Regions from separate parts of the Homo sapiens genome. Here region 1 is linked to region 2. Evidence: read pairs that join two places in POLR2A ChIA-PET (ENCODE). Cell type or tissue: CD4-positive, alpha-beta T cell. All regions are shown on one strand. Each heading gives the region's core, and the rest is flanking DNA. Links, peaks and the distances in the headings are about the cores only. Region 1 has its middle 3.0 kb from the start of DGCR6L. Region 2 holds the start of ZNF74 (zinc finger protein 74).

The links. ChIA-PET counts read pairs that join two places held together with the same protein. Peaks named below come from ENCODE experiments on the same cell type or tissue, not always from the same donor. Only the 100,000 strongest peaks of a DNase experiment are listed, where the experiment ranks them.
Region 1: POLR2A ChIA-PET joins it to region 2 with 11 read pairs; 16 of 35 experiments call an interaction of 5 or more read pairs at or near these places.

The regions. Positions count from the first base shown.
Region 1 is chr22:20,320,500-20,325,716 of GRCh38, forward strand. No RefSeq gene overlaps it. Among named protein-coding and RNA genes, the nearest start is that of DGCR6L, 3.0 kb to the left of the region's middle. RefSeq lists an enhancer at 1-634. In CD4-positive, alpha-beta T cell, for the core only: no CTCF peak of the experiment used is centred there; DNase peaks (open chromatin) are centred at 2,472 and 3,822; H3K4me3 peaks cover 659 bases; H3K27ac peaks cover 283 bases.
Region 2 is chr22:20,391,404-20,396,890 of GRCh38, forward strand. ZNF74 (zinc finger protein 74) reads left to right here and starts at 2,748. Exons shown (of 5, transcript NM_003426.4): 1 at 2,748-3,259; 2 at 3,930-4,015. The coding sequence starts at 3,226. RefSeq lists enhancers at 1,858-2,847, 2,249-2,318, 2,789-2,928. In CD4-positive, alpha-beta T cell, for the core only: no CTCF peak of the experiment used is centred there; a DNase peak (open chromatin) is centred at 2,658; H3K4me3 peaks cover 1,572 bases; H3K27ac peaks cover 955 bases.

The sequences.
Region 1 (5,217 bases), core at 1-5,000, 71 kb before region 2:
CCCGGGGTGAGACAGACAGGACCGCCCTAGAGCCTCTGGGTCAGGACAGTCGGAGCCAGAGTCCCCATCTGGGCCTCCGTGGCCCCCAGCCCGTGAGCCCAGACTGCGCTCTCCCCGCTCCACAGGCCAGCTGCTGGGCCGGGGCTGGGGGGCTTCTGGTGGCTGGGGCTGAACCGTCTAGGAACAGGCTTTAATAGGAGGGGCTCGGGTGGAGGAATGGCTCCTGCAAAGGCCCTGCCAGAGTCAGGTCAGGTGGGTGGGCGAGAGGACCAGTGTGGCCAGGCTGCGGAAGCCAGCACAGGAGACAAGGGCGGGTGCTGTGCATTACAGAGGCTGCTGGGGGCTTGTCCATAGAGCAGCAGGGGGCACGGAAGGGCTTGGGGACGCAGACACGATCAGACTTGCATTTCATCAGGCACTCTTTAGCTGCCTGCTGGGTGGCTGGGCTGTGTGAGATGACCCTGCTTTGACCAGGTTAGGAATTATGACTGGTTTCCAGAGAGAACATTGGTTAGTAATTGGCTATGGGGAAGAGGGGGCGTTGAGCCAACCAACTGGGGTCCCCCTGAAGTGCCAGCAAAGTGTCTGGTTTTCTCCAGGATCTGTTTCCTCAGTCCCTGGCAGGATTGGCTCCCCTGCACGCCATGTCCTTGTGGTCCCTTCCAGACAGAAACCAGGCATGAATAAAGTGAATAATGACAAGCGCTCAGGCCACTGCCGTGGAGGGCGGTCCACAACCCAGAGCTGGTCATGCGCCGGGCACCCTGGCCTCCAGGTCCCTCAGAATGGCAGGAGCTGGAGGTGGGACTCGAGATTGTGGGAGCTGAGTCTGTAGTGAGTGACCAGGAGCCAGCTGGGGCTGGGCTTGGTCACTGTCACCTCCCCCGGAGGTGGTGAGTGGGATGATTAGCTGGGTGAAGACGCCTGCCTGTTTCACCAGTGTCCCTGCCCTCAGTCCCCCAGTCCATGAAGAGTGTCTGTGTGGAGACTGGGAGGATATAGGGCAGCCCCACGTGATGATATGTCTGTGGCCAGCTGGGCAACACTGTCGCCAGCTCCGGGGTCTGCCAGGTGGGGTGGGGGCTGTGAGCCACAGCAGGAGCAGGCCAGGCCTGGGTTTGGACACCTGCTCCTCTGCCTTGTCCGGGTGCTGATGCAGGAAGGCCCCTTCTCCAACCCTTGGTGCAACGTCTGACCTGAACCAGCTTCCCCAGCCCAGCAACACTGCTCCCCTAATGTGGATGTCAACCTAAAGAAACAAACTGAACCACAGTTCATATAGAGAGTTTGTCTGGGCCAAGGCTGAGAGAGCTGCCCAGGACACACCAAGTTGCCCTGGGAGTGCTTCATTCAGCCTTATTACAAGCAAGTTTTTAAAGACTGAAGGGGACAAGGAGTGGGCTGATATGAAGTCAGCAGGAATTCTGACTGCTTTCCAGAGAGAACCCTTAGTGACTGGCTATAAGGTGTTGGACTACTGGGTAAGAGTTATGGTGTCCAGCGTATGGCTTTTTATGCCTACTTGGTGTCAGTCTGGAACCCACAGAGCAATTGGCTTCAAGAGGTCGTTAGCTCAAGTAGGAGTGGGATGTGACTGCTGTTTCATTCCAGTGCCTCTCTGGGCCAGATAATTAAAGGGAGCTCACATTCCTCAGATAAAAAAGTTCCTTTCGCATTAGGAGAAATACGTAATGTAGATGATAGGTTCATGGGCACAGCAAACCACCATGGCACGTGTATACCTATGTAACAAACCTGCACGTTCTGCACATGTACCCCAGAACTTAAAAGAATATATATATGAATATATATATATACTTTATACATATATATATAAACTTCCATTGTGCGCGCGCGCACACACACACACACACACACACACACACAAAGTTCCTTTTCTTTTTCATGGACATGAGCAGTATGTCACTCAGGCATGGGGACTCCTGGGCCACCTCTGGGTCTTCAGGGAGGGCCTGGTCTGGAAGGAGGGGTCTCATCCTCCAGAGCCCCAGGGATGGGTGATATATGTGTAGGAATGGGGGAGCTGGTTCGCAGACGTGCGTTTCCCCTGTGTGTGTGGACACGATGGGCCCCATGGCTCTTCCCGTCGGGTGGTATCCACCGAAGGCCTTTGCTCTGCGGCCACTGTCCACCTCCACTTGGCCTCCCGAGTCCACCAGGCTGGCTGGTGACACCTTGGGTTAGTGTGGGGTGACTGGTGTGTGTTGGGGAGCTGCAGGTCCCCTGTCTCTGACACAGCTGTGTCTGGGCAAACACCAAGGTTTGAAGGAGTGGGTGCCTGTGTGTGTGTGTGTGTGTGTGTGTGTGTGTGTGCGCGCACGTGTGTCAAAAGGCTTTGCTGCATGCCTTTTGTGTGGCTCTTTGTCACATGTGCCTTTCTGTGTTTCTCTGTGAGTTTTCATGTGTCAGGTTGTATGTCTGTTGTGTGGGCGGAGAAACAGCTCTGCTGTGGGGCCCTGAGCCATTGCAGGATCCCCATAGGCCATGCAGAGGTGCACACAGCACCTGACCTAAGCCTGCTCCTCCCAGAACATCAGGCTGCACCCAGGCCACCGCTCACTCCGTCTGTCTCCCGAGACTGTTCCTCACTTCCTGCCTCACTGGCCCTGGTGAGGGTGAGGCTCCCTGCCCCCGGCCCTCAAAACAGAGCTGCAGATGAGGACGCCACCCAGCTGCAGTGTCAAGGGGCTCCTCCACAGTGGGTGTCCCGCAACGCATGCTCTCTGACCCCTTTTGTTTCAGTGTTGTCCTTTTTAGTGTGTGGCACCAGGACAGCAGGGAGCTGCCACCTCAGGCTTCTCTTATTTTCACTCTGTGAGTAATAAGGTCTGAATGAGAGGGGCTCATTGTGTCTTTACTGTCAAATCAGTCAGGCCTTGGCCTTGGCATGTCTTGCGTGTGCTTGACAAATGTATTGCTCATGGGGTCTGGTGGAGGCACAGCACCCTTTTAGAAGACAGGGTCTGTGCGGACCAGTTACGGGTGACATTTCCTAGGCACAGCTCTTGCCTAAGTGGTGTGGGATGGGAGGAGGGCGGGGCTTCCCACTGTCCCACCAGCAAAATGGGCTGTGTGGCCAGCTCCTCAGGACCCGAGAGCATTTGCTCCAGGTTGATAAAATGTTGCGGTGTTGGGTGGCAAGAGTAGGATTGAAACCAGCCACCCAGTTGGTGCTTTGTTACCATCAGAAGTGTTTGCTGAGTCAAAGCAAATGGCCACTCAAAACTGAGTGGGCTGAGTGTGGTGACTCACACCTGTAATCCCAGCACTTTGGGAGGCCAAGATGGGCAGATGGCTTGAGGCCAGGAGTTCAAGACCAGCCTGGGCAACAGGGTGAGAGCCTGTCTCTACAAAAAGTTTAAAAAATTCGCTGGCATAGTGGCATGTGCCTGAAGTCCCAGCTACTTGCCACTTGGGAGACTGAGGTGGGATCACTTGAGCCCAGGAGGTCCAGGCTGCAGTGAGCTGAGATCACACCACTGTACTGCAGCCTGGGCAACAGAACAAGAATCAAATAATAAATAAGTAAGTAAGTGAGTAAATCCATCCATCCACCCCAGAGTGAGTCAGCTGGGGCTGCTGCATTGCTCCTCCCTCACCCACAGGATTCCCTGGTTCCAGCCAGGAGACGATGGTCAACAGCCACTGCTGTAGTGGTGCCTAGTTAAAACTCTTTGGTTTCTGTCTCTGTAAAAAAAAGTGTCTAATTGCATTTGGGCAAAAAACTTGCAGTGAAGAGAGAAAAAGAGATGAAAGCAACCTGTGAGGGAGGCTCGGGTTGACGTGCGGCATGTGCTGTTTGAGTGTGATGAGTGTGTCGGTTTGCACTGTAGATGCTCAGGAAGTGAGGATATGTGGAGTGCTGACTGTATACATGATGCCTCCACTGGCTGGCTGAGTAGAGTTTCATGAAACAATGTTGGTGGACTCAGCCCTGAATCCCTCAGGCATTCAGAGAGCAACCTCTGTCTTTTTTTTTTTTTTTTTTTTTTTTGAGATGGAGGCTCGCTCTGTTGCCCAGGCTGGAGTGCAGTGGTGCAATCTCGGCTCGCTGCAACCTCTGCCTTCCGGGTTCAAATGTCCTGGCTTTAATTTCACAGATTCTTTCTTCTGTTTCTTCTGTTTGATCAAGTCTGCAATTGAAATTCTCTATTGCATTTTCATTTCATTCATTTATTTATTTTTATATATTTTTGAGACAGAGTCTGTGTCACCCAGGCTTGAATGCAGTGGTGCCATCTTGGCTCACTCCAACTTCCACCTCCCGGTTCAAGCGATTCTCCTGCCTCAGCCTCCCTAGTAGCTAGGATTACAGGCATATGCCACCATGCCTGGCTAATTTTTGTATTTTTAATACAGATGGGGTTTTGGCATGTTGGCCAGGCTGGTCTTGAACTCTTGACCTCAAGTGATCCGCCTGCCTCGGCCTCCCAAAGTGCTGGGATTACAGGAGTCCGCCACGGCACCCAGCTTGCATTTTCATTTTATTCATTGTATTCTTCAGTTCTAGAATTTCTGTTTGGTTCTTATTATTTCTGTATCTTTATTGAACTTTTAGTTTTGTTCATCTACTATTTTCTTGATATTATTGAGTTGATATATACATTCTAGTAAATTTCACTGAGCTGTCTTAAATCAATTATTTTGAATTGTCAGACAATTTGTAGATCTCTATTTTTGGGGGGTTGATTACAGGAGATTTATGAGTTTATTTTGGTAGTGTCATATTTGCTGATTCTTCATGATCTACAGACTTTCATTAATGTCTATGAAGAAGCAAATACCTCTTCTTTTTTTTTTTTTTTTTTTTTTGAGACAGAGTCTTGCTCTGTCACTCAGCTGGAGTGCAGTGGCGTGATCTCAGCTCACTGTAACCTCCACCTCCCAGGTTCAAATGATTCTCCTGCCTCAGCCTCCCAAGCAGCTGGGATCACAGGCATGTGCCACCACGCCTGGCTAATTTTTTTGTATTTTTTGTAGAGACAGAGTTTCACCGTGTTGTCCAGGCTGGTCTCAAACTCCTGGCCTCAAGTGGTCTGCCCGCCTTGGCCTCCCAAAGTGCTGGGATTACAGGTGTGAGCCACCATGCCCAATCTCTTTCTGTCTTTATAGATTGGTTTCAGCAGGTACAAACCTTTTCCTGCTGGATCCCTTGACTGGATCACAGTCAAGTGGGCCTGGAGCCATATCACATGG
Region 2 (5,487 bases), core at 293-5,292:
ACACTCATAGAGTCACCTGTGCACAGGTGCACGTACACATTGTTTCACAGAGGCACACCAGGACAGAAACACATAAGAAATGTGAGGCAAAAGCGGACCCACACCTACACCTGTAAGATACACAGAGAAACAAACACATACACAAACTTACACATAGACTCATGCACTGTGTAATCAACAGTTCTATACCCCACCAAGGCTCTTGTCCTGGTGTGTCCAGAATTGGTGGGTTCTTGGTTTCACTGACTTCAAGAATGAAGCCACAGACCCTCGTGGTGAGTGTCACAGTTCTTAAACGCAGCGTGCGCGGAGTTTCTTCCTTCTGGTGCGTTCGTGGTCTCGCTAGCTTCAGAAGTGAAGCTACAGACCTTCGCAGTGTTAACAGCTCATAAAGGCAGCGTGGACCCAAAGAGCTAGACACAAAAGTTCTCCACGTCCCCACTAGATTAGCTAGATACAGAGTGTCCACTGGTGCATTCACAAACCCTGAGCTAGACACAGAGTGCTGATTGGTGCATTTACAAACCTTGGGCTAGATACAGAGTGCCAATTGGTGTATTTACAATCCCTTAGCTAGACATAAAGGTTCTCCAAGTCCCCACCAGAGTAGCTAGATACAGTGTTGATTGATGCATTCACAAACCCTGAGCTAGACACAGAGTGCTGATTGGTGTGTTTACAAACCTTGAGCTAGATACAGAGTGCCGATTGGTGTATTTTCAACCCCTTAGCTAGACATAAAGGTTCTCCAAGTCCCCAGCAGAGTAGCTAGATACAGTGTCGATTGATGCATTCACAAACCCTGAGCTAGACACAGGGTGCTGATTGGTGTGTTTACAAACCTTAAGCTAGACACAGAGTGCCCACTGGTGTATTTACAATCCCTTAGCTAGACATAAAGGTTCTCCAAGTCCCCACCAGACTCAGAAGCCCAGCTGGCTTCACCCAGTGGATCCCGCACCGGGGCCGCAGGTGGAGCTGCCTTCCAGTCCCGCGCCGTGCGCCCGCACTCCTCAGCCCTTGGGTGGTCGATGGGACTGGGCGCCGTGGAGCAGGGGGCGGCGCTTGTCGGGGAGGCTTGGGCCGCGCAGGAGCCCACGGCGGTGGGTAGGCTCAGGCATGGCGGGCTGCAGGTCCCGAGCCCTGCCCCGCGGGGAGGCAACGAAGGCCCGGCGAGAAGTCGAGCACAGCAGCTGCTGGCCCAGGTGCTAAGCCCCTCACTGCCCGGGTCCGGCTGGCAGCTCCGAGTGCGGGGCCCGCTGAGCCCACGCCCACCCGGAACTCGTGCTGGCCCGCAAGCGCTGCGCGCAGTCCCGGTTCCCGCCCGCGCCTCTCCCTCCACACCTCTCGGCAAGCTGAGGGAGCCGGCTCCGGCCGCAGCCAGCCCAGGAAGGGGCTCCCACAGTGCAGCGGTGGGCTGAAGGGCTCCTCAAGCGCGGCCAGAGTGGGCGCCAAGGCCGACTAGGCGCCGAGAGCGAGCAAGGGCTGTGAGGACTGCCAGCACGCTGTCCCCTCTCACTGGGTTGCTATTAAAAATGGGCGCTGAATATAAAAATTAACCGGGCGTGGTGGTGCATGTCTGTAAGTCCCAGCTACTCCGGAGGCTGAGGTGGGAGAATAGTTTGAGCCCGAGAGACTGAGGCTACGGTGAGCCGTGATTGTGCAACTGCACTCCAGCCTGGGCGACAGAGTGAGACCCAGTCTCAAAACAAAATCAAACACGGGCGCTGCCCTGGGCAGGGGAGGTCTGGGCACAGCTGTGCTGATGTGGGCAGTGGACAGGTGTCACGTGAGAGCCTGTGGCCAAGCCTAAGCTGCGGTTAAGGTGGGAGGCTGAAGGGTTTGGAGTGTGCACCACCCCGGACCACCTCTCAGTAGGAATGTGGCAATGCACTTCGGTGCTGGATTCCTACTTCTGGCTGTGTGATTTGCGACACGTTACCCCACGCACCTGTACCACAACTTCCTCATCTCCCAAATGGGATGACAGTAGTTAGCAAACCTCCCTGGACTGCTGTGAGCATTCTGCCAGAAAAATGTACTCCAAGCTCTTGAAGTAGGCCTGGCGTTTGGTTGGTGCTCAGTACATATTCAATGTTTCTGTCGCTGGCGTCATCACTGTGTTCATGGCAGAGCTCTGTGCCGCCAGGACTGGGCCGCCACCCAGACCTTCCTTTCCCGCCCCAGGGGTGAACTGTGGACAGGACCCTCTGGGGGGACTAGGCCAAGGCTCTCCCACCTCTGGGGACCCGCGCCCATGGGCCTCAGATATGTGGCTCGAGAAGGGGGAGTGGGGGCAGGGCCCCTGGAAAACCCCTCGAGGCCAGACCCACCACTCCCAATATCCGTAAGACCAGGGGCTTGAGTCTTTCCTGCAGACAGATGTGGGCAGGAACCCACCCGACTCCCAGCTACGTGGGGACGTGGACGAACTAACAGGACAAATTCTAGTTCCTGGACACCGCCCTCCCAGTATCCTCGCAATTAGACACCCATGCAGCGGCACTACACTGATCCGCACACGGAGATACACAGCGACATCCGCCCGCAAGAGCATGGTGGGTGCCGGAGCTCCCGGCTGTGGGCCCAGGAACTACATTTCCTAGAAGGATGTGCTAGATACTCGTTCGCGTCGGGACGCAAGCACCGGCCCGAACTCGCTCTAGGAAATGGAGTCTGACGCCTGCGCGGCGCAAACGCTCCCGGGAGGTGTAGTTTGCGCCTATTTCGCGCAGGCGCGCTTTCCCGCAGCGGCCGCCTGCTGCTCTTTGTGGCAGTCGCAGTCCTTTTGTGGGAGTCCGGTCTGTCCACTTGCCGGTCCCTCAGACCGTCGGCGGTCTCTGTCCGCTTCGGGACCTGTCCGCTGGTCGCTCCGCGTCCGATGGCTCCTGGCCGCGGAACCTTAGGCCTGGCCCTGGTCTCCGAGCGCGGGTTCGCCGGGAGGAGCGTGTGGCGGGGGTGTGCCGGGGCGTGAGTGCGCCGAGCATGGGGCTGAGCCTGGTGTGGGGAGTGGGTATCTGCGGAGCCGGCCTGAACCCCACCTCAGCCGGGCGCGGGGAGGGGGCTCCGTGCGTGTGATCGTGCAGCTGTGAGCGCGTGGCCGCCCCGCGGGGCTCCGCTGCAGGCCCCTCAGCCCCAGGAGCAGTACTCGCTCTTCAGGGCCTGCCCTGGATCCTGGAGGCTACACAGCTGCCCACTCCTCCTGGGGAGGCTGCCGTGGAGGCCATGGAGATCCCTGCCCCGGAGCCCGAGAAGACAGGTACAGCTTCACTCTTGTAGTCAGTATGTCTGTGGATTTGCACTTGAGGATATTGACACTCAGAGAGATCAGGCCAGTTTCCCAGAAGCATCCAGCATCTTTTTTTTTTTTTTTAAATGGAATCTCACTCTGTCACCCAGGCGGGAGTGGTGCAATGGCTTGATCTCCGCTCACTGCAACCTCTGCTTCCCGGGTTCAAACTATTCTCCCGCCTCAACCTCCCAAGTAGTTGGGATTGCAGGCGCGCGCCACCACGCCCGGCTAATGTTTGTATTTTTAGTAGAGACGGGGTTTTGCCATGTTTCCCAGGCTGGTCTTAAGCTCAAGCGATCCGCCCGCCTCGGCCTCCCAAAGTGCTGGGATTACAGGCGTGAGCCATCGCTCCTGGCCTCCTGCTTCTTTCTTCCCCGCGCCCAATCATTTGTTCCCACTCAGACGTGCTTGATTGGGGGTAGCAGCTCTTTTCGTCATGAATTGGAGTGTCTGAGACACAGGCAGATTATTCCTCGATGCTGTTTCTGTTGGTGCTAGCTACTGGGGCTCGTTCCCCACCTGGCCTTGCTGGCAGGTTCTGCCTCCTCTCTGATTCTCACTTGTGCCACGACAGGTGGGCTTTAAGCTCAGCCGTGAGCCTGGTAGCCGTGACCTTGACTCATTTCTCCTTCGCCAGCTCTTTCCTCTCAGGATCCTGCTCTTTCCCTGAAAGAGAATCTCGAGGATATATCGGGTTGGGGTCTTCCCGAAGCCAGGTCCAAGGTGAGTGGCTGTGTGTTCTTCCTTCTTTATGAAGAGGGTTGGCACATTCCCTCCCCAGCCCTGGATCGTCAGCCTTCCACAGACCTTCACCCGGGTACCTGCTGGCCAGTCCTCAGGAAGCTCTGGGCAGTGGGAACAGCTCCAAGTGAAGAGTCCAGATGTTGCCCGAGGTGTGCCCTCGAGATGTGCTCTATTGAATGTCTCGCCCAGTCCAATTCAGTGGGTCAGTTGCTGGGGATCTCTCTGCCCAGCGCTGTGCTGGGAGCTCTGAGGAGTGGTTTTAGTGGAATCTGAGAAAGTAGTTGACGGCTCACATGGGGTCGCTTTGCCTATCCACGTGCTGGCCAGGGGTTGGTGCAGGATGTTTGCACGGTTGGTTTACTGGGACTGGAATCAGACAGGGGCACGTGGAGCAGCTCAGGAAGGGCTGGATTGCAGCACTTGGTTAAGAGTGGCGGTAGGGGACACATCCCTGTGTGCTTTCCTCTGTACCCAGCCCCTGGCATGGGGCCTTCATGGAGAGTCCTGGAGATTTAGAGAATCTGGGGGCTCAGCAAGGAATTGGCCCTGGGAACTTCTGCAGCCAAATGGGACCCAGATCCCTCCTTTTACAGACTGTGAACTCTGTTCCTCATTTTGTTTTTCTACCGCAACCACCTCACCCCATGGTTGTATTTAGAAGGGTGCAGTTGACAAAGAGAGCACAGTAGAGTGAAAGATGTGGAGGAATAAGGGGTCTTTGGGTTTTTGTTTTTTTTTTAGCATTTTGTGATTTTGTCAGTCTGCCACTCAAAAGAGGTGATGGCAGATTATAGCCAGCTAGAAACAGCTGCAAAACGTGTATTGTGAGCTGTGCCTCACTTCTGTAGTGTGTCACAATGCTTTATAGTCCTCAAGAAACTTGACAGTCAAATGCAATGCATGTTCCTTGCTTAGGGGATAGATCCAAAAAAATTGATAAAGGGCAGTTTGGGACAAGAGGAAATTTGAAAATGGGCTGTATCTTAGGTCATATTGTATCAATATGAAATTTATTGCATGTGATAATAGTACTGTGATTATGTAAGAGAATATCCACAGGAGATACAAGCTGAAGACTGTAGAGTGAGACATCATGATGTCTGCAACTTACCTTCAAATGGTTCAGCAAAAAAAAATGTGTGTGCATGTATGTATGTCTGTATGTGTCTGTGCAGCTCCGTCTAGGTGGTAGGGCCCTCATGCATGTGTTATTCCTATTCCTAAAATATTAGCTTGTTAGATCTTTGAATAACCAGTTGACTCTCCTGAGTACACATCAGCTTTGGCATTTTCTCTTGACAGTCTCATTCTCACTCACAGTTCAAGTTGTTCTGTCTCCTGGGACATCTTGTGTGGTCTGTTCTGACTTCTCTGCTAGTGTCATTACCACATCAGCATCTGATTCCAATGCATACTGTCTGGGTTTTTTATTCCTTTCCCTGCAGAATGAT